Regions from separate parts of the Homo sapiens genome. Here region 2 is linked to region 1. Evidence: read pairs that join two places in POLR2A ChIA-PET (ENCODE). Cell type or tissue: PC-9. All regions are shown on one strand. Each heading gives the region's core, and the rest is flanking DNA. Links, peaks and the distances in the headings are about the cores only.

Region 1 (10,621 bases), core at 1,175-9,174:
CAGAACCCTAGACCCAGTCAGGTGGGGAGTGGGGCCGGGCTGGGAGGGGTTAGAGCCAGGCTCCAGTGAGAGTCCAGCCCTTCTCTATCTCAGCGGATCTCACCCCCCACCCGCCCCACCCTGCGGGAGGCAAGGAGATTCCGCCCAATCGCCCTGGAGGGCAAGGTACAACTTCCTGGTTATCCCAAGTCCTTGCTCCTCCTCGCTGGCTTGGCCTCTTCTGGCTCAGTCAAAGCCAGGGTGGCTACCAGCCACAGTAGTGTGGTTTCTGCCCTGGCCCCTGGTCCCCTAGCGTACACATGCGTGCGTGTACACACACAGACACACAGACACAGACACACACACACACACACACAGCCTCTTCCCTCCGCCAGCCCCCCTTCCTTACTTAGCAACAACTCCCTGAATTCACAACAAACACGCCTGAGGGCTCCCGGTTCGACTAGGGAAAGCTGGAGGAAGCTGGGGACTGGGAGGAGGCACTTCTCCTAGACCATCCCCAGGAGGGAGGGGCTTCTCATCCCCTCACCTCAGCCCCGAACCTCTCCACTGAAGCCACCCCCCAAGGGACACCAAGGAAGTGGTCCTGCTCTCTACTGAGGAATGAAAGAGATGGGGAGCATTGGCCAGGTGTGGCTGAACAGGTGGGTGGGGGGCAGGGCTGGGACTCCACCCTCACCGGTGAGTCCCACTTGACCTTTGACCCCCACCTGGGGCCTCTCACGAGCCCGTGGTAACTCTTGGCAGGGGCTCTGTGCTGTTGTCTCGGTGACTAGCCTTGTGCCCTCCTCTGACCGGCAGGGACAAGGATGGGTGAGGAAGTAACGGACTGGAGTTGGGCGGGGCTGGGGGAGGCTGGAGAACTTTGCTCTGTCCTGGCACCACAGGCCAGGCCAGGCGGGTACCTGGGTTGAGGGAGTGGGGAGCGGTGCTCTCTCTCTGATCTTCCCTGGGCAAGCCCCGGGCACATCAGGCATGGAGGGAGGATGTGAGGAGTGAGAGGGTGGGGCCTGGACACCCATGCTTTCTTTCGTCATCGTTCAGAGGACTGATACTGTGGTGCATCTGGAGTATTGTGAAATGGCCCAGAACCCAGATGCCAGGGTGTCTGAATTCAAATCCTGCTTCTTCTAAAATTATGGGCCTTAGGCGAGTTATTTAACTTCTCGGCATGTCCCTTTTCTTAGTGGGAAAGTGAGGATAATAAGAATACTTTCTTACCAGATTGTTCTGAGGATTAAACTAGAGGATGCACGTGAAGCATTTAGGACTGGTGAAGTTACAAAGTAAATGCTCAATAAATGTTGGTGATCCTCCCCTCATTTGATTAGTCAGAGCTCTTCACAGGAACTTTTGATCCTCCCAGGGGTTTTAGCAGGGAAAGAATTGATGGTGAGAGAGGGAGTGTGGGGGTGGGGAAGAGACAGCCTTTCCACACTCCAGATTCCTGGATTCTAATACCCCTCCAGATCCACTGTTTGCTGCCGCCGCTTCCCCATCGTTGGTGCCTGCTGACTTCTTGATTGCAAGTTTGCCAAATAGCCAGGGGCCTGGAGAAGGCCCAGGGAGCTTAGGACACGTCTCCCTCGCTATCTTCAGGCTTCCCAGGGCCAGCCCTCCTCCCTGAGGCTGTTTGCTCAGTTCAGCTCAGCACTCCTCCCACTGCCCCATCCCCTGCTGCTCTGCTCTCACCAGGCAAACAAGACATTCCGTCCTTAAATGGCTTAAATGGCCGCCTCCTCTCCTTCCTGGCCTAGGGGTCAGGGACCTGGCTTGGGGAGAGAAGTGTCAGTGTGGAGCTGTGACCTGGATGGCAGCTGTTAGGAACACCTCAGGGCCCTGGACCCCGGATTCCCTGTGCCGTGCCTGGGCATTTCTCTGAGGGGCAGTGCCCAGACCTATGATCATGTGGGGGAGCCCCGATGGGCCTGTCTGTCACCTGCTGGACACAGATGGTCAGGGAGGGGGCATCCTGAAGCCCAGAAGGGGAGTGGGGTAATATCAGCATCTACAGCGTCCAAGGGACACCTCCAGAGTCCTTCCCTGAGCTGCAAGGGGGAGTGTGGACAGTGCTAGGAAAAGTTCTGCCTTAACCCTGTGTGCTGGCAAGGGAGAATGCTGAGTGGGGCCAGGTGGCCAGGGCTCCTATAGGCCCTGGGGTGAGAGTGGGATGGTGGAGGGGCTGAGGCTTGGGAACTTCTGGATGAGGAGCCCAGGAGTGGGCGGCAGGGATGGGGTGCCCACAATGAGGTGGGGAAGCTATGCAGACAAGGTGGGTAAAATCTTCTGGGGACTAAGATGTGGTAGAAGTGCCTAGGATCCCAGGGCCCCTGGGTCTGAGGCCTGGACTTAGCTAGCAGGTGCTCTCTCTGGCTTGGTACCAAGAGGGGTGGGCTGGAGCCCCTGGCTCTGCTTATCATGTTCCTCTGGATCTAGAGAGGACACCTCCCATCCATGGGCCTGGGGGATGAGGGCTCAGGGTCTGCCTGGGCCATGCCTTGCTACTGGACTGGCCATGCCTCCTGTGCCCAGCCCCTGGGGCCTGTTCCTTGGGCAGGCTGGGGCTATTTTTGGGATCGGGCTGGGGCTCTGGGGCCGGTTTCAGATGTTCCAATGTGAACACGAGAAAATGGGAACAGATGGCTGGAGGGTTCCGATCAGTGGGTCCTGCTGGGCGCAGGTTATTTTTAGGGCCTTGTTAACCCTTTGGGGGCTTCTGGGGCCACCCTGAGAGATACAGCCCTGTCTAGTTGAGAAGAGAACAGGTTTTCTCCCTGGGCCCCCTACTTTCCAGAACTGCTTGTCAGTTGTTCTTTCTCTCCCAGACCCTTCCTTTGAGATCCATGGCAAGAGAGTAGGCTTAAGCTTTCTCCCAGCCCAAGTACTACAGGGTGACTGCCAAGGGGCAGGCAGGGAGAAGGGGACCTGGCAGAGGGGAGGCTGGCTCTCTTGAAGGGAAATCCCCCTTCACTTGCCTCCTGGACTTTTGAGACATGGTCCTGAGGCTAAGAGAGTGGACAGCCACCCAGCCCCTCTCTGGGTTCATGCTCTGGATTTGAGTGTGTCGGTGAGCCCAGGATGCCCAGGAGTGTGCCAGCGGAGGGAGCTGACCTCTGAGAGGAGGGCAGGGGAGGAGCCAAGTCTTTTTACTTGGTACCACTAATATGATGCCCACAGGCCCTGTTCTCTTGGACACTCACAGGGAAAATATCTGGACAGTGCCTGCCTTTACCAAATGCCCACATATTTGGGTGCCATGGCAGGAGGTAGAGATAAGGAAATTGAGGCCAGAAGTGGTTTGTCAAGGGCTGGTGTGTCTTAGGCATTCTGTTAGTTTCACTACTGTTACCTCACTCTATAAAATTATTCTCCTTTTGCAGATGAGGAAGCTGAGGCTCAGAGGGATAAAGGGAAGGACAAGGCCCCATAGATGAGAAGGGGCAGGGTGTGATTGACACTGTCTGACTACAAACTTGGTTTTTTTTTTTGAGACAGTCTCGCTCTGTTGCCCAGGCTGGAGTGCAGTGGTGCGTCTCAGCTCACTGCAACCTCCGCCTCCTGGGTTCAAGCAATTCTCTGCCTCAGCCTCCTGAGTAGCTAGGATTACAGGCGCCCACCACCATGTCTGGATAATTTTTGTGTTTGTAGTAGAGACAGGGTTTCACCATCATGGCCAGGCTGGTCTTGAACTCCTGACCTCGTGATCCACCTGCCTTGACCTCCTAAAGTGCTGGGATTACAGGCGTGTGCCACCGCGCCCGGCCCTCAAACTCAGTTCTTATTCCACTGCATCATACTGCCTGCCAGGGCCCCAACCTCAGAGGGCGAGGCCACCAGGCACCAGACCTCCTCTGGGAGCAGCTTTACTGAATGGGTGTGGGAGAGGAGGCCTGGGGACAGGGGACCCTGCCTGTCACTGCTCTCACAATCCCCTAAGCCTTTCTTGCCTGAGGGTGCCAGGACTGACACCAGAAACCCCGTGTGGCCTTCTGTCTCCCTGCAGAGGTCACAGGCATACATCCTGTCTCATCACCCCCACCCCTCCCGGCCTGGCCCACGTGCCCCTGCATCCTGGAGGGTCATGACAGTCTGGATGTCAATGTGGGCAGAGCTCGTGGGGCCCCCAGGTGCTGCTGCTGCCAAGAGTGTGAGCCATCAGGGGAGGTGAGGGGCCAGGAGGATGCCTCTGCCTCTGGCTGTACCTGGGGAGAGAGCAGAGCAGGCAGGCAGGCGGGCGGGCGCTGGGTGAGGTCCCACCGTGGTGCGCTTGGCTGTGCCAGCAGTCTGCTGCACTCCATCCTCCCACAATGGCCCCATTGTTCCCAGCAGCCAGGCAGTTTGGAGGAGGTTCCTCGGCCACCCCTACCCCCCTAAATAGGGGACAGATTAACCCCTTGGAGGACTGAGGCCAGGTGAGGGCCCACAGGGAGCTGCCTTGCCCATCTCTGCCTGTTCTGGGAACCCAGGCTTGGGAAGTTACCTTCTACCCATGTGAACCCAGCACCACACCACCTCCTGAGATGGGAGTCTCCATAGGGTAGAGAGTGGCACCTGGATCATCTCCTACCCCCACCCTGGTGCAGGTGCCAGGGGACAGGAAGTACCAGTGGGGCGGCGGGCAGAGACCAGATATATTTGGGCCGGTGGGGCTAATTCCAGCCACCACTGCCTGCCCTACTGGCTCCTGAGCTCCTTTCCTTCCTGTGAAACCAGAGCTAGGTTGGGCCTAGCTCAGGATTTCGGTGGATTTAAAGAGGCAGCACCATCCCTGCCAGCCTGGCTCCCTCTACCCTCCCCAGGTAGGGTCTGGGGCAGAGAGAGGACTGGAGAGCTTCTTGCTCCTCCCTTGCCCTGGGCTAACCCCTGGCCCTTGCCTCTGTTGGGGTACCAAGCTTTTGGCACTCCTCTCTCCCAGAGCCTTGGGCGGGTGGGGTGGGCGGGGGTGGGCTGTGGTTTCCTGTGTTGGTTGTTTGTGCCTGGCCCAGAGTGCCCGCCGCCTGCCTGGGCTTCCTGCCCTGTCTTGTTTCCTTGTGCCCCCCACCCCCTCTCTACCCCTCCCCCTGTGGGAGGGAGCAGCTGGGGATTGGGTAGCTGTCTTTGGGGGCACCCCACTGCCAGGCCATGATTGCTTCCCAAGGCCCGGCCACACTGACAATGACTGTAGGAGCCAAGAGAAGTGAGGTGACCTCAGGCCTGTCCAAGCAATGCCACTTGTCTGTGCAGGCTCCAGAAGGGACAGTGGGCCAGAATGGGCAAAACCGCCGATCACCCCCCAGTACCCTGTTCAACAATCCCAGACTAGAAAGGTCTGGGACCAGGAGTTTCCCTGGTCCTGTGGAGCTGGGGTTGTCTGACATTACCCTAGGGCTGCAGGTGGGGTGGGGCTGGAAACTCCCAGGGAAAACCTCCCAAGCAAAAATGGCTGATTTGCATGGTCTCCTTTGGCACAGAGTCGGGGGAAGTGTGGAGAGCTACTAGGAACCAGGGCCATGGGAAGGCCCCCTAAGCCTGGAAGTCCCCACATCGAGGGTCCCAGAGCAGCACCTTGGTCCTTGAGCAGATTTCCTGCTGGGCTACGAATCCTTGACCTCCCTGCCCGCTGAGTCACCACCTCAGGAAGAGGAAGTGACCTGAGTGGTGGAGAGAGCTTCTGAGGACTGAGGGGTCCTGACACCCAGGAGAAAGGGGATTTGGGACCCTGTCGTCTCGGGCGCTGTATCTCCCTGAGCCAGAGGCCAAGGATCTCGTTCGCCCTGTTGTCCCCAGCAGGGTCCTGGGCTTTCACGTCATCACAGGGGGCCCTGGCAGCTCAGGAGCATGAACCCTCCAAAACATTTCCTCACTGCCTCTTTGGGGTGGTTTTGAGCTAGGCAGTGACACTGCTGGGCCAGCTGGTGAGCCAAGCAGAGGCTCCCAACGTGGGGGCAGCTAGGAGCAGGCAGGTTGCCACTGGATGTGTGAACGCCTGCCCTACCTGTGGTAGTTGTGTGTGGAGCAGAGCCGGTGTGTCATACCTGGAGGCTCTGGGCATCTGAGCCTTCCTCAGCTCCCTCCCCCAGCTAGGATCAAGTCCACTTTAACCCTTAGCAACCCTTAGGCTGCTAGCTCCTACCCTCGCGTCACTCGGGGTGGGGGAGCGGATGGATATCTCAGGCCCTTTGTCAAGCCGCCTCTTCCGCTCCTCCGATTCATTCTCCTGGTATGCGCCTGGCCTTCCACTCAGGTGACTCGCACCTGCTCCCTGTTTGTGAGCTTGCTACCCCTCCCCACCTAACCCCCTAAGAGGGAGGCACGGTGACGTGTTCCCAGAGCCCCATCCCTTTGCTTTCTCGTACCTCAAGGGCCCCTGGCCTGGTACTAGCAAGCCCCCTTCACTGGGTGCTTTAAAATTGCATTGGGCTGGGATCAGCCCTCTTGGCTTCCCATCACCAGGCCTTCCAGGTGTCTTCGGAGACTGTGAGTGTGTGGAGGAGGAGGGGTCTTCGGGAGCTGGGGCAGACTCTTGAGGGGCAAAGGGGGGAGGTGTGAGATGGGAAAGTCCTGACTCATCCACGCTTGACTCAGCTCGCCCTGCGGCGGGGTGGGAGAGAGGGGGTGGAGTCCCGGAGGGGAGGGTGACTGGAAGAGTCTTCTGGGGAGGAGCCTAGGCCTGAACGGCCACTGGAGAGGACTGATTTTCTAATAGCCCCTTCCCAAATTCTTACAGGTTCTCAATTTTTGAGGCTGTGAACATAGGTAGTGAGTGGCCCTTGCCCTGCCCCTCCCCCCTTATGGGGGACCTGGGCACTGTGGCTGGAATGTGGGAAGCCCAACTATCTGATGCAGGCTCAGAGGAGCAGTCATGGCTGGCGTGGGGAGGTGGGGTCACTGCAGTGTCTGGAATGAGGGTCCGTCCCCACACTGCCACATACTGGATATGTGACTCAAGGTCACGCCACTTCCTTTTCCCAGACCTCAGTTTCCTCGTTGAAATGGGGTCGATCCTTTTGAGAATCAGCGAGCTGGTGAAGGGAGAGCCTGAGATGCATGCCAGCCAGGAGCCTGCTCAGAGCCCTGGTATCTCAGTGACTCCAGCCTCTGCCTCTGCTCTTCCCTGGTTGTGATGGAGAAGCTGGGGGTGGCGGGCTGCTTCCCAGGCAGGTCCTGGACTTTGGAACCTTCCCCCAGGAGCCTTCCTCCCCAGAGACACGGCTGGAGTGGCGAAGGCCAATGTGCCCTAGGGTTAAGTTGGGGTTAGACTCCCGCAGGGTGGCAGGTGGGGCCCCCTCACCCCCAGGTCCCCGCCCAGCCTCCAGCAGCCCCGCAGGGAGCATCAGGAGTGTGCACCGGTGTCTGGCCGGGCCTGTCACCGGGACGAAGCTCCTGGGCCCAAGACTCCTCCCCTTTGACCGGGATCGGCTGCTGGAGGGCTGCTGGAGGGCGGGTAGGGGAGGCGAGGGGGGAGCCAGGGCTGGGGGCGGTTGGGTGAGGCCTCTGTGTTTGTGTAAGTCTGTTGCTGTATCTATGGCCCTGTGCGTGTTTCTTTGTGACTACCAGGCTCAACTTTCTTCGGCTCTCTTGTGGCCGGCCTCAGTCTTTTCATCTGTTCAATGGGTCCGGCGCTCCCACTCAGCCCTCGGGCAGCCCCGGTGTCTGCGCGTGCCCCAGGCTGTCTCCGCGCCTCCCGCTCCGGCGGCGCTTCCCTGGCCTCGGCGCGCCTCTAGCTTCCTGGGCTCCGTGCGTGTCTTGTCTCCCTGTCCACGTGTGAGCTGTGAGTGTGTGTGAGTCAGAGTTCGGGTGTCTGTGGGTCTCTGAGCCTCTGCTGGCAGCACCCGGGGCTCGCCAAGCTCTTGCCGGCTGGCGCGCGCCCAGCCCCTGGCGGGACTTGTCCGTGTGTCTGTCCGCGCGCGGGGCCTGGAGAAGCACGCTGCAGTCCTGTCCGCCTCCCGCTCGCTGCCTCGCTGGCTGTCGCTCGCTCGCTCTGCCTCTCCGCCCGGGCTCTGCCGAAGGGGGCGGGGTGGGGGTGCAGGGCGGGGGGAGGGGAGGCTCCTGCATTCTTGCGGTCGGGGAGGAATCCGAGCCAGCGTTACTGGTCTCCAGAAGAGCCCAGCTGCAGCCCCGGGGCCCCGCCAGGCCTCTCGCTGCCCGCCCGGGCCTGCTGGGATGGGCACGGGCTAGGCCTCGAGCTGGGGACGGGGCGGGGCGTGGCCCCAACCCCGGGCCCCCTCCACGGCTGGAGCGCTCTGGGGGTGGGGCACGAGGGGTACCCCACCCTGGGTGAGGGGCGCGTCTGGGAGCAGGAATCCCTCAGGGGGCCAGGGGAGACCTCACAGCCGCCCCACACGGCACCTTTGCTACCTAGCCTTTTAGTGAATTCTGTCTCTGCCGCCCGTCGGGGCGGAGGCTTGCTGGAGACTGCAAGCCCCCTGAGGGCAAGGTGCGGGAGGGATGGGGACAGGGCTGGCCTCCAGGATCGAGACCCCATCTCGTAATCCTCTTTTTCCAGTGCCACCCCACCCTATCCAGCTCCCTAGTCCCAGGGCTGTTGGGTCCTCCCTTCTCCCCTCCCCCTCTGACACCCCCTCCCCAAGTCACGAGTTTTCTCTTTGGGGCTTGTTGCTGCAGTCCGTGCTCCAGTACCGAGTACCTGGCTGGGCCCTGGGCACGCACAGGGGCCGTAGCCCCACTGTGTGTGGGAGCCATGAGGATCCTGGCTAACAAGACAAGGTGTGTGGGTGTCGTGGCGGGTGGGATGTGTGTGTGTGGAGTGCGGGAAGGGAAGGGCCCAGTGGTGATGGGGCCCAAGCTGTGCTGGCCAGGAGAGGAGCCGCCCTGGGCACCTGGCTCCCAGGCCACCAGTGGGCTAAAGGGGGGTTAGCATGGGAAGGCCTGGCCCGAGGCAGGAGGCGCAGCCAGCCTTAGTGCCTGGGCCTGGGTGGGGGGCAGAGGGGACTGGCAGCCAGCTATGCTTGCGGCTTCTGGTCCCTTCTAGTTCTTCCCTCCTTAAAATGGTTTGAGCAGACCCCCTCCCACCCTACTGTGGGGTCCGAAGGCCGCCTCTGGCCTCAGTCTAGCTGGAGGTGGGAGCTGGAGTAGGGGGCGGTGCCTGCCTCCCTCCCCCCTCCCCGGAGAAGCCGGCAGACAGGGCCAGGCGGCAGCAGCAGGACAGCAGAGCTGAAATAAATCTGAGCTGGTGTGGAATGAGGGGGGATAAATATCCTCTCCCGTGATGTGATCTTTCCAGCGGCTATTAATAGGTCTCCGGGGAGGGGGAGGCGGCGGGGGGAGCGGGCTGGAGCTTAAAGGGCCCGCAGCCTAGGCTGCAGGAATCCTTGGCTTCAAGCTACACTCCCCATCTGCTTGACACACCGCTCCCCTCCCCCTTTCCTCCTGCTTCTGCCTGCCGGCCTGGCCTGCCAAGCCCCCCTCCTCAGGCCTTCCCCTCCAGCTGTCTGGACCAGTGGGTAGCACTCCCTGGTGTGCGTTTTCCCACTGTCCCTGGGGAATGAGACCCGGGCATGTGCAGTGACCCCAGGTCCTGTGGCCCTTCTCTGCTGGTGTTGGGACATATGGGAGTTGAGGTTTGAGACCTTGGAAGGAGTCTGAAGACAGCAGATCTTAGAAGAGAGGATGCTTAAGTCTGATACAGAGGACAGGGTTGCCACAGAAGCTTGCAGGCTGATGGGTGTTTTGGGGCTGAGGTGGGTGAATTCTGCCAACTCTAGGCCCTGGTTTCCATTCAAATTGTGGAGGCTAGGGGGTGGAGGGTTTCCCCATCTCCACTCCCCAAGGTGGATGAGGGCTTCAGCCCTTGTCTGAGGAAGCCATGGAGGGAGGTAGAGAATAGCTGGTGGTGGTCTTGAGATACCACCCCTTCCCCCCACCCTCCCCCATTGTTAGGGGAGGCAGGATGGGGTAATTAAGTTGCAGGCATGCCTAGCCCCTAGCAAGGTTAACTTTTCACATTTCTCCCACCTCCTCCCAGGTTACCCCACCCCAGGAGGAGAGAAGCTCCAGGGAGCCCGCCGCTGTCCCCCCGCGGTCATTGCCCCCCTGCCCCAGCCAAGCCAATGCACCCAGAAAATAAATTGACCAATCATGGCAAGACAGGGAATGGCGGGGCCCAATCTCAGCACCAGAATGTGAACCAAGGACCCACCTGCAACGTGGGCTCGAAGGGCGTGGGGGCGGGGAACCATGGGGCCAAGGCCAACCAGATCTCGCCTAGCAACTCAAGTCTGAAGAACCCCCAGGCAGGGGTGCCCCCTTTCAGCTCGCTCAAGGGCAAGGTGAAGAGGGACCGGAGTGTGTCTGTGGACTCTGGAGAGCAGCGAGAGGCTGGGACCCCATCCCTGGATTCAGAGGCCAAAGGTACCCCATTTCCTCATCCCTAAGACCCTAGCATCTCCCATAGTCCAAGGCTCAGATGTTCTGGGAGATCACCTCTCTGCTCCCTGCTTGTCCAGTCCTCATCCCACGTTCTTCTCCAGTATTTCTGCATGGGTACCTTTCAACACCCACCAACCAGATCATTCGGGATTGGGGTTGGCCATGATGCCACCCATGGAGGGGCCACACAGAGTGGTCGGACTTCTGGACTCCTTCCCCTCCTGCTTTCCCACCAGAGCTCCAGAAGGGGAGA
Region 2 (10,621 bases), core at 1,551-9,550, 93 kb before region 1:
TTAAAAATATAAAAATTAGCCAGGCGTGGTGGCGGCACCTGTAATCCCAGCTACTCGGGAGCCTGAGGCAGGAGAATCGCTTGAACCTGAACCTGGGAGGTGGAGGTTGCAGTGAGCCGAGATCGTGCCACTGCACTCCAGCCTGGGTGACACAGCGAAACTCTGTCTCCAAAAAAAAAAGAAGAAGAAGAAGCACTAGTCCATGAAATGCTGGACCTGGGAATGCCAGGGATCAGTGGATTTGGATACTGGTCTGGATCCTCCGAGGGAAACCAACCTCTAAGACAGACCGAACCACCTCCTGTCGGCTCTGCTCCACCTCACGGATCTGAGCTGCCATCTGTGGGAGAGAGGCTGCTTAGACAGGTACAGGATCATGGGGGCCAGTTTCTTCAGAGGCCTTTCCTTTAACTTGGGCCCTCCACCCCCAGGCGTGGACCAGTACTGGTCTGTGGCCTGTCAGGAAGCAGGCTGCAACAGCACTGCCGCCTGAGCTCCTGTCAGATCAGTGGTGGTGTTACATTCTCATAGGAGCACAAACACTATTGTGAACTGGGCATGCAAGGTATCTAGGTTGCGTGCTCCTTATGAGAATCTAGTGCCTGATGATCTGAGGTGGAGCAGTCTCATTCTGAAACCATCCCCTGCCTGGGTCCATCTGTGGAAAAACCGTCTTCCACGAAACCAGCCCCTGGTGCAAAAAGGGTGAGGGACTGCTACTTTAACTTACCTCCTTGATCACTTTATCCTCCTTTTCTTCATAGGAATCCAAACCTTTCACCATGGATTTCTTGAATCTAAAAAGAAAAGGGGCAAAACCACCCAGAACCCATTCCCCACCAGTTAAAACGAAAAGCTCCTCAGTAGATATTTTTTTAATTTTGAGAAATTCCAAATTCAGAAACAAAACAGTATAGTAAGCACCTATGTACCTCTCACCCAGAGTCCTTGTAAACATTTTGCCATACTGGCTCCACTTCTTTTGTACAGACACACGTCCTTTTTGCCAAAACAAAATAGGTTTAGACGTCAAACCCTATTTTCAACACACATCTCCCAAGAGGAGGAACATTCTATACAACCATGATACCATTACCACATTAAGAAAATTCTTCCTTTTAGTGTTCAAATATTTGGCTGGTTAGTATAGACATGGTTTACATGTCTTCAGACTTGAGTGTAGGCATACAGGCTATATTCACATTTCCCTCGTCTCAAAAACGTGCATTATGCCTTCTCTACTCTCACCTCCAATCCCAAAGTCCAACAAAAGATCACATGGAATCCAGCTATTAGGTCTCTAGTCTTCCCCTAGTCTGGAACAGTCTTACTGTTTCCATTACTTCACATCCTCAGAAGAATCCAGGCCAAATCTTGCATACTGTCCTAAATTTCTTTGTCTTTTTTTTGAGACGGGCTCGCTCTGTTGCCTAGGCTGGAGTGCAGTGGCACAACCTCAGCTCGCTGCAACCTCTGCTCAAGAGGCTCCCAGGCTCAAGAGATCCTCCTGCCTTAGCTTCCTGAGTAGGTAGGACTACAGGACAGCACCACTATGCCTGGCTAATTTTTGTGTTTTTTGTAGAAACAGGGTTTTGCCATGTCACCCATGCTGGTCTCGAACTCCTGGGCTCAAGCAATTCTCCTGCCTTGGCCTCCCAAAGAACTGGGATTACAGGCATCAGCCACTATGCCTGGCCTTAAATCAGTAATTTGTACTGTCACCTCCCTATTCAAATGCCTCCATTCCTTACTTGTATCTTCCTTTTGCCATAGTGAAAACCCTGGTTCTCAAAACCCTGGTTCTCAACACAAAGTTTCAGTATAATACCAATACCACTATCAACAGTGTTCCCTGAGAGCCTTGAATATATCCAAGGAGACAATGGCTTGAGCCACACCTTACCGAATTGTGGCTGAAAGGCTTGTTTAATCCTCCTGGAACACGAGGGTGGAAGGTCTGCCAGAAGCTGCTATGAGGCCATCTCCCACTTCCCTCCCCATCTCCCCTAGGAGGTTGTCATCAAATGGTTTCTCATCAACTCCCAGGTTCTGATGAGGTATGGGGCTTTCTGTTCCACCCCTCTCAGATTAAAATTGCAGAATATTAAGCCACTTAGTTTTAAAAAATCATTTAAGCCAGGCGCGGTGTGGCCCACGCCTGTAATCCCAGCACTTTGGGAGGCCGAGACGGGTGGATCAAGAGGCCAGGAGTTCAAGACCAGCCTGGCCAACATAGTGAAACCCTGTCTCTACAAAAACACAAAAAATTAGCCAGATGTGGTGGCAGGTGCCTGTAATCCCAGCTACTTGGGAGGCTGAGACGAGAATTGCTTGAACCTCGGAGGTGGAGGTTGCAGTGAGCCGAGATCGGGCCACTGCACTCCAGGCCAGTGACAGAGCAAGACTCTGTCTCAAAAATAATAATAAGTTGTAGGGAAAAGAAAGAAAGATCAGACTGTCACTGTGTCTATGTAGGAAGGAAAGACATAAGAGACTCCATTTTGAAAAAGACCTGTACTTTAAACAGTTGCTTTGCTGAGATGTTGTTGATTTGTAGCTTTGTCCCAGCCACTTTGACCCAGCCACTTTGACCCAACTTGGAGCTCACAAAAACATGTGTTGTATAAAATCAAGGTTTAAGGGACCTAGGGCTGTGTAGGACGTGCCTTGTTAACAAAATACTTACAAGCAGTACATCTGGTAAAGGTCATTGCCATTCTCTAGTCTCAATAAACCAGGGGCACAATGCACTGTGGAAAGCCGCAGGGACCTCTGCCCTTGAAAGCGGGGTATTGTCCAAGGTTTCTCTCCATGTGATAGTCTGAAATATGGCCTCGTGGGATGAGAAAGACCTGACTGTCTCCCAGCCCGACACCTGTAAAGGGTCTGTGCTGAGGTGGATTAGTAAAAGAGGAAAGCCTCTTGCAGGTGAGATGGAGGAAGGCCACTATCTCCTGCTTGCCCCTGGGAACTGAATGTCTCGGCTTAAAACCCGATTGTACATTTGTTCAACTCTGAGATGGGAGAAAAGCTGCCCTGTGGCGGGAGGCGAGACATGTTTACAGTGATACTGCCTTGTAGTCTTTACTCCACTGAGATGTTTGGGTGGAGAGAAACATAAGTCTGGCCTACGTGCACGTCCAGGCATAGTACTTTCCCTTGAACTTAATCGTGATATACATTCTTTTGCTCACATGTAATTTGTTGACCTTCTCCTTATTATCACCCTGCTGTCCTACTACATTCCTTTTTGCTGAAATAATGAAAAATAATAATCAATAAAAACTGAGGGAACTCAGAGGCCGGTGCCGGTGCAGGTCCTTGGTGTGCTGAGCACCAGTCCCCTGGACCCACCGTTGTTTCTTTATACTTTGTCTCTGTGTCTTATTTCTTTTCTCCGTCTCTCATCCCACCCGACTAGAAATACCCACAGGTGTGGAGGGGCAGGCCACCCCTTCAATAAGTAAAATTTAAAAACAACAAAAAAGCCACTTAGCTACTACAGTCTAGATTTGATTCCCCAGCAACAGAATATCCCACAACTCACACTGGGGTCATCCAGTCCTTTTTGTTTCAGTGTTGTCCTTTTTGGTGTATGAAACAAGGACCTGAGAAGCTGGCTCTTTGGTCTTCCTTTTCTTTTCACTGTCTATGTAAGAAACCATCTAAATCTAAAAGTGCCTCCTCCTATCTTTACCAGTCAAATCAACCAAACCTTGGAATTGCCTTGTGTGTGTATGTTTGACAATTTACAAGGTTCAAAAGTAAAAATTAGGCTGGGCACAGTGGCTCATGCCTGTAATCTCAACACTTTGGGATGCCAAAGTGGAAGGACTGCTTGAGCCCAGGAGTTTGAGACCAGCTCAGGCAACATAGTGACCCTGTCTCTACAAAAAATACAGAAATAGCCAGGTGTGATGGTGCACACTTATAGCCCTAGATACTTGGAAGGCTGGGGTGGGAGGATTGCTTGAGCCTGGGAGGTTGAGGCTGTAGTGAGCTGTCATTGTATCATGGCACTCCAGCTTGGACAACAGAGCAAGACTCCATCTCAAAATAAATAAATAAATAAATAAAAAGGCCAGATTAGGTGGTTCACATCTGTAATCCCAGCACTTTGGGAGGCCGAGGTGGGCGGATCATGAGGTCAGGAGTTTGAGACCAGCCTGACCAACATGCTGAAACCCCATCTCTATTGAAAGTACAAAAATGAGCCGGGCGTGGTGGCACGTGCCTGTAATCCCACCTACTTAGCAGGCTGAGGCAGGAGAATCACTTGAACCTGGGAGGCGGAGGTTGCAGTGAGCCAAGATCATGTCATTGCACTCCAGCCTGGGTGACAGAGCGAGACTCTCTCCAAAAAAAAGAAACGAAAAGAAAACTATATTTAGGTTGCCGGTATCTCCTGGCCACTGGCTGCCACTACAGTTCATTTATCTGGAACCTGGGCTCCTGAAGATGCAGCACTGGAGCAGAGAGATGATGTTGACAGGGTGTCTTAGTCCATTTTCACACTGTTGATAAAGACATACCCAAGACTGGGTAATTTACAAAGAAAAAGAGGTTTAATAGACTCACACAGTTCCATGTGGCCGGGGAGGCCTTATAATCACAGCAGAAGGTGAAAGGCATGTCTCATGGTGGCAGGCCAGAGAGAATGAAAACCAAGTGAAAGGGGAAACCCCTTATAAAATCATCAGATCATGTGAGACTTATTACCATGAGAACAGCATGGGGGAAAACGCCCCCATGATTCAGTTATCTCCCACTGGGTCCCTCCCACAACGTGGGAATTATGGGAGCTACAGTCAAAAAAATTTGGGTGGGGACACAGCTAAACCATATCACAGAGGTTGATGAATGACCCAGTCACATTAGAAATAGGTGGACTAAGCCAGGCGCAGTGGCTCACGCCTGTAATCCCAGTACTTTGGGAGGCCGAGGCGGGTGGATCACGAGGTCAAGAGATCGAGACCATCCTGGCCAACACGGTGAAACCCCATCTCTACTAAAAATACAAAAATTAGGCCGGGCATGGTGGCTTACGCCTGTAATCCCAGACTTTGGGAGGCCGAGGCAGGCGGATCACGAGGTCAGGAGATCAAGACCATCCTGGCTAACAAGGTGAAACCCCGTCTCTACTAAAAATACAAAAAATTAGCCAGGCATGGTGGCGGGCGCCTGTAGTCCCAGCTACTCAGGGAGGCTGAGGCAGGAGAATGGCGTGAACCCAGGAGGCGGAGCTTGCAGTGAGCCGAGATCGTACCACTGCACTCCAGCTTGGGTGACAGAACAAGACTCCATCTCAAAAAAAAAAAAAAAGGTTGGGTGTGGTGGCCTGTGCCTGTAGTCCCAGCTACTCAAGAGAATCGCTTGAACCTGGGAGGCAGAGGTTGCAGTCAACTGAGATCACGCCACTGTACTCCAGCCTGGCGACAGAGCAAGATTCCATCTCAAAAAAAAAAAAAAAAAAAAAAAAAAAAAATCCTGCCTACTCTGAAGGCCAAGGCAGGAGGATTGCTTGAGCCCTCAGGAGTTTGAGGCTGCAGTGAGCCATGATTGTACCGCTGCACTCCAGTCTGGGTGACAGAGCAAGACCCCATCTCAAAAAAAAAAAAAAAAAAGCATCTCAAATTATTTAACCAAATGGACTAAGCACATAATAATAATGGACTGTACAGACTGCCAGGTTTCTTTCCTATACTTTGTGCGATTATCACCAGGAAGTTTCTCTCTGGGTCTCATAATCCACAACACCTGAGTGTATCACATGAGTGTGCAGGACAATGAAGACACAGTGGAACACAACTAGACTTTCTGTAGACTAACCTGGAAGGCAGGTCTCTAATTTCCAAACCAGAAGTTCCTGGAAACTGAGTTCAAGGAAATAGAAGAAACTGATTAAAAAAAAAAAATTACAGTGTGGTTGAAGTCCAGAAATTTCTAGGCAGCTGGCTGGGCACAGTGGCTTGTCTGTAGTCCCAGCACTTTGGGAGGCTGAGGTGGGAGGATTGCCTGAGACCAGGAGTTTGAGACCAGAGGAAAAGAAAATGACAATGTGGAATTGTAAAAAAAAAAAATTTTTTTTTTTTTTGAGACGGGGTCTCACTCTATGTCGCCAGGCTGGAGTGCAGTGGCATGATCTCGGCTCACTGCAAGCTCCACCTCCTGGGTTCACGCCATTCTCCTGCCTCAGCCTCCCAAGTAGCTGGGACTACACACACCCACCACCTCGTCTGGGTAATTTTTTGTATATTTAGTAGAGACGGGGTTTCACCGTGTTAGCCAGGATGGTCTCGATCTCCTGACCTCGTGATCTGCTGGCCTTGGCCTCCCAAAGTGCTGGGATTACAGGCATGAGCCATCGTGCCCGGCCAAAAATTTTTATTTATTTGAGGACCAGAGAGAAGTTTTGTGCTTTAGCAGACTCCTCCGTGTTTTCTTCTTTTCACCCTGTTCAAAGTTTCCAGGTATTGGCTTTTTTTTTCTTGCTGTTTTTGAGACAGGGTATTTTGCTCTGTTGCCCAGGCTAGAGTGCAGTGGTGTGATCACAGCTCACTCCTGCCTCAACCTTGTGAGCTTAAGCAATCCTCCTGCCTCAGCCTCCCCAGTAGCTAGCACTACAGGCAAATGTCACCATGCTTGGCTAATATAATTTTTTTTTTTTAGAGATGGGGTTTCACTATGTTGTTCAGGCTGGTCTTAAACTCCTGGGCTCAAATGATCCTCTGTCTCAGCCTCCAAAAGTGCTGGAATTACAGTCATGAGCCACTGCAACTGAATTGCCTTTTTTTTTTTAAAGAGACATTCTTGCTATGCTGCCCAGCTGGAGTGTAGTGGTGGGATCACAGCTCACTGCAGGTTCAACCTCCTGGGCTCAAGTGATCCCTCAGGCTCAGGTGATCCCCCTGCCTTAGCCTCCAGAGTAAGTAGGACTATAGGCTAGCCTCCAGAGTAGGTAGGACTATATGCCCAGCTAATCCAGATACCCTTTTTATTAAAAATCTGAAAATCAGGCTGGGACCAGTGGCTCACACCTGTAATTGCAGCACTTTGGGAGGACAAGGTGGGTGGATCATGAGGTCAGGAGTTCGAGACCAGCATGGCCAATATGGTGAAACCCCATCTCTACTAAAAATACAAAAATTAGCTGGGCATGGTGGCGCATGCCTATAGTCCCAGCTACTCGGGAGGCTGAGGCAGAAGAATCACTTGAACCCAGGAGGCGGAGGTTGCAGTAAGCTGAGATCGTGCCACTGCACTCCAGCCTGGGCAACAGAGCAAGACTCTGTCTCAAAAAAAAAAAATCTGAAAATCATTATGGTATGTCATCTACCCTTATTATAATGCTAAAATGATTTCTGATAAAATAGTTCCTAACTCAACTAGAAAACTATAAAGAATGAAAGAATGAGCAGAGTACTCATGATGCCTTTGAGTAAAATCGAAACATCATAGAGCGTGATCTAATTTCCAAATCAATAGGCAGTATTGTAACATTAAAGGAAAGCTATTCCAATCACTTAGAAATACTTGCTAAGTACTGCTTTTTACAGTTATGACAACTGTTTCTATGCATATGAACCAAGCAACCAAATATCTATAACCATGGAAATATCTGATTAGAAATATTTCTAATTTGGGCCGGGCTCGGTGGCTCACGCCTATAATCCCAGCACTTTGGGAGGCCAAGGCAGGCGGATCACCTGAGGTCGGGAGTTCGAGACCAGCCTGACCAATATGGTAAAACCCCATCTCTACTACAATTACAAAAATTAGCCAGGTGTGGTGGCATGCACCTGTAGTTCCAGCTACTCGGAAGGCTGAGGCAGGAGAATCGCTTGAACTCAGGAGGTGGAGGTTGCAGTGAGCCAAGATCATGCCACTCCAGCCTGGGCAACAGAACAAGACTCTGTCTCCCAAAAAAAAAAAAAAAAAAGAGAGAGAAATATTTCTAATTATTGGCCGGGTGCAGTGGCTCACGCCTGTAATCCCAGCACTTTGGGAAGCCAAGGTGGGTAGATCATTTGAGGTCAGGAGTTCGAGACCAGTTTGGCCAACATGGTGACACCCTATCTCTACGAAAAATACAAAAATCAGCCCCTTTTCACAAGATGGCACCAAAAGCTAAGAAGGAAGCTCCTGCCCCTCCTAAAGCCAAAGCAAGGCTCTGAAGGCCAAGAAGGCAGTGTTGAAAGGTGTCCACAGCCACAAAAAAAAGAAGATCCGCGTATCACTAGCCTTCTGGCGGCCCAAGACATTGCGACTCCGGAGGCAGTGCAAATATCTTAAGAGCACCCCCAGGAGAAACAAGCTTGACCACTATGCATCATCAAGTTTCCTCTGACCACTGAGTCTCCATGAAGAAGACAGAAGACACACGCACTTGTGTTCACTGTGAATGTTAAGCCACAGCACCAGAGAAGCTCTATGACACTGATGTGGCCAAGGTCAACACCCTGATTCGGCCTGATGGAGAGAAGGAACATGTTCGACTGGCTCCTGATTACAATGCTTTGGATGTTGCCAACAAAATAGGGATCATCTCAACTGAGTCCAGTTGGCTAATTCTAAATATATGTATATCTTTTCACCATTAAAAAAAAAATTATCAAGGCATGGTGGCGCATGCCTGTAATACCAGCTACTCAGGAGGCTGAGGCAGGAGAATTGCTTGAACCTGTGAGGCGGAGGTTGCAGTGAGCCGAGATCACGCAGCTGCCCTCCAGCCTGGACAACAGAGCGAGACTCCATCTTGAAAAAAAACCTGAAATATTTCTATTGGATTCTGAATACAAAATTTCGCATGGGAGAAATCTTACTTCTTATGCCTGTTACAGTATAATTCCCAAATGTACCATCAGAAAAAAAAAAAAAAACCAACAGCTTATTTTTAAAAGTATACATAGAAATCTTGTTTCTAGGCCGGGTGTGGTGGCTCATGCCTGTAATCCTAGCACTTTGGGAAGCCGAGTCAGGTGGATCACTTGAGGTCAGGAGTTCAAGACCAGCCTGGCCAACATGGTGAAACCCCATCTTTACTAAAATACAAAAATTAGTCAGGCGTAGTGGCACAAGCCTGTAATTCCACCTACTCTGGAAGCTGAGATGGGAGAACTGCTTGAACCTGGGAGGTGGAGGTTGCAGTGAGCTGAGATTGTGCCACTGCACTCCAGCCTGGGCAACAGAGTGAGACTGTCCAAAAAAAAAAAAAAAAATCTTTTTTCTATTCCTATCAACTCTAAACATTTTTACTGACCCACAAACTGGGTCACACCAACTGGTTACACTAACTGATATGTGATCAGTTTCTTTTTTTTTTTTTTTTTTTTTTTTGAGACAGAGTTTTGCTCTTGTTGCCCAGGCTGCAGTGCAATGGCATGATCTTGGCTCAGTACAATCTCTGCCTCCTGGGCTCAAGCGATTTTCCTGCCTCACCCTCCCGAGTAGCTGGGATTACAGGCACAAACCAACACGCCCAGCTATTTTTTGTATTTTTAGTAGGGATGGGGTTTCACCATGTTGACCAAGCTGGTCTCGAACTCCTGACCTCAAATGATCCTCCCACCTCGGCCTCCCAAAGTGCTGGGATTACAGGTGTCAGCCACTGAGCATGGCCATGTGATCAATTTCATTAACTTCTCTAAAAAAAAATTCGTATTTCTTTTTAGAGATGGGGTCTTGATACACTGCCCAGGATGGCCTCAAACTCCTGGGCTCAAGCTATCCTCTTACCTCAGCCTCCTGAGTAGCTAGGACTACAGGTGTGCACCACCACATCTGGCAGTTTCATTAGTTTCTTGATTATCCTTTAGGCATTCCTTTTTGAGAAAATAAGCAAATACAGTTGACTCTTGCACAGCACAAGTTTGAACTGCACGAGTTCACTTGAAAATTTTTTTGGAGATTTGCAACAATTTGAAAAAACTTGCAGATGAACCACATAGCCTAGAAATATGGAAAAAATTAAAAAGGTATGTCATGAATGCATAAAATATATGTAGATACTAGTCTTTTATGATTTACTACCATAAAATACACAAATCCAGGCTGAAACGGGAGAATCGCTTGAACCCGGGAGGCAGAGGTTGCAGTGAGCCGAGATCGCACCACTGTACTCCACCCTGGGTGACAAAGCAAAACTCCCTCTCCAAAAAAAAAAAGTTAAAATTTATCAAAACTTACACACAGAAACACAGACTGTACATGGTGACATTCGCGGTCAAGAGAAATGAAAATAAATGTAAAGATGCAATATTACATAACTGTATAAAATTATAATCCAAACTACAACTGTCACAATTTTGTAGCCACCTATTGCAGTGAACTCAAGTGTTGTATCTGCTTAAAACACAGTAATGCTGATCATCTTGTAAGCAGTTGTCTCACCAGTAAATTGCATATTACAGTAAAAGTGATCACTCATGGTTCCTGCATATTTTTCAGTAATGTCATACCATTAACCTCAAATAGTAACGTGGGACCTATAGGAGGTGCCACTAGTGATGCCTGAAGCACTCCAAAGAAGCAGAGAAAAGTCATGACATTACAAGAAAAAGCTGAATTGTTTGATATGTACTGTAGATTAGGATCTACAGCTGCAGTTGCCCAGCATTTCAAG

What was found. ChIA-PET counts read pairs that join two places held together with the same protein. Peaks named below come from ENCODE experiments on the same cell type or tissue, not always from the same donor. Only the 100,000 strongest peaks of a DNase experiment are listed, where the experiment ranks them.
Region 2: POLR2A ChIA-PET joins it to region 1 with 10 read pairs; 23 of 35 experiments call an interaction of 5 or more read pairs at or near these places.

The regions. Positions count from the first base shown.
Region 1 is chr11:118,907,999-118,918,619 of GRCh38, reverse strand. It overlaps BCL9L (BCL9 like), which reads left to right. Exons shown (of 10, transcript NM_001378213.1): 3 at 8,605-8,706; 4 at 9,965-10,350. The coding sequence starts at 8,681. MIR4492 (microRNA 4492) reads right to left here and starts at 7,912; the gene lies at 7,833-7,912. RefSeq lists enhancers at 1,239-1,780, 3,405-3,946, 3,947-4,486, 4,781-4,890, 5,569-6,110 and 5 more. In PC-9, for the core only: no CTCF peak of the experiment used is centred there; DNase peaks (open chromatin) are centred at 1,639, 6,159, 6,559, 8,059 and 5 weaker places; H3K4me3 peaks cover 6,989 bases; H3K27ac peaks cover 8,000 bases.
Region 2 is chr11:119,000,940-119,011,560 of GRCh38, reverse strand. It overlaps CENATAC (centrosomal AT-AC splicing factor), which reads right to left. Exons shown (of 11, transcript NM_198489.3): 4 at 731-797; 5 at 278-340. It also overlaps the pseudogene RPL23AP64. Among named protein-coding and RNA genes, the nearest start is that of CENATAC, 8.1 kb to the right of the region's middle. In PC-9, for the core only: no CTCF peak of the experiment used is centred there; no DNase peak of the experiment used is centred there.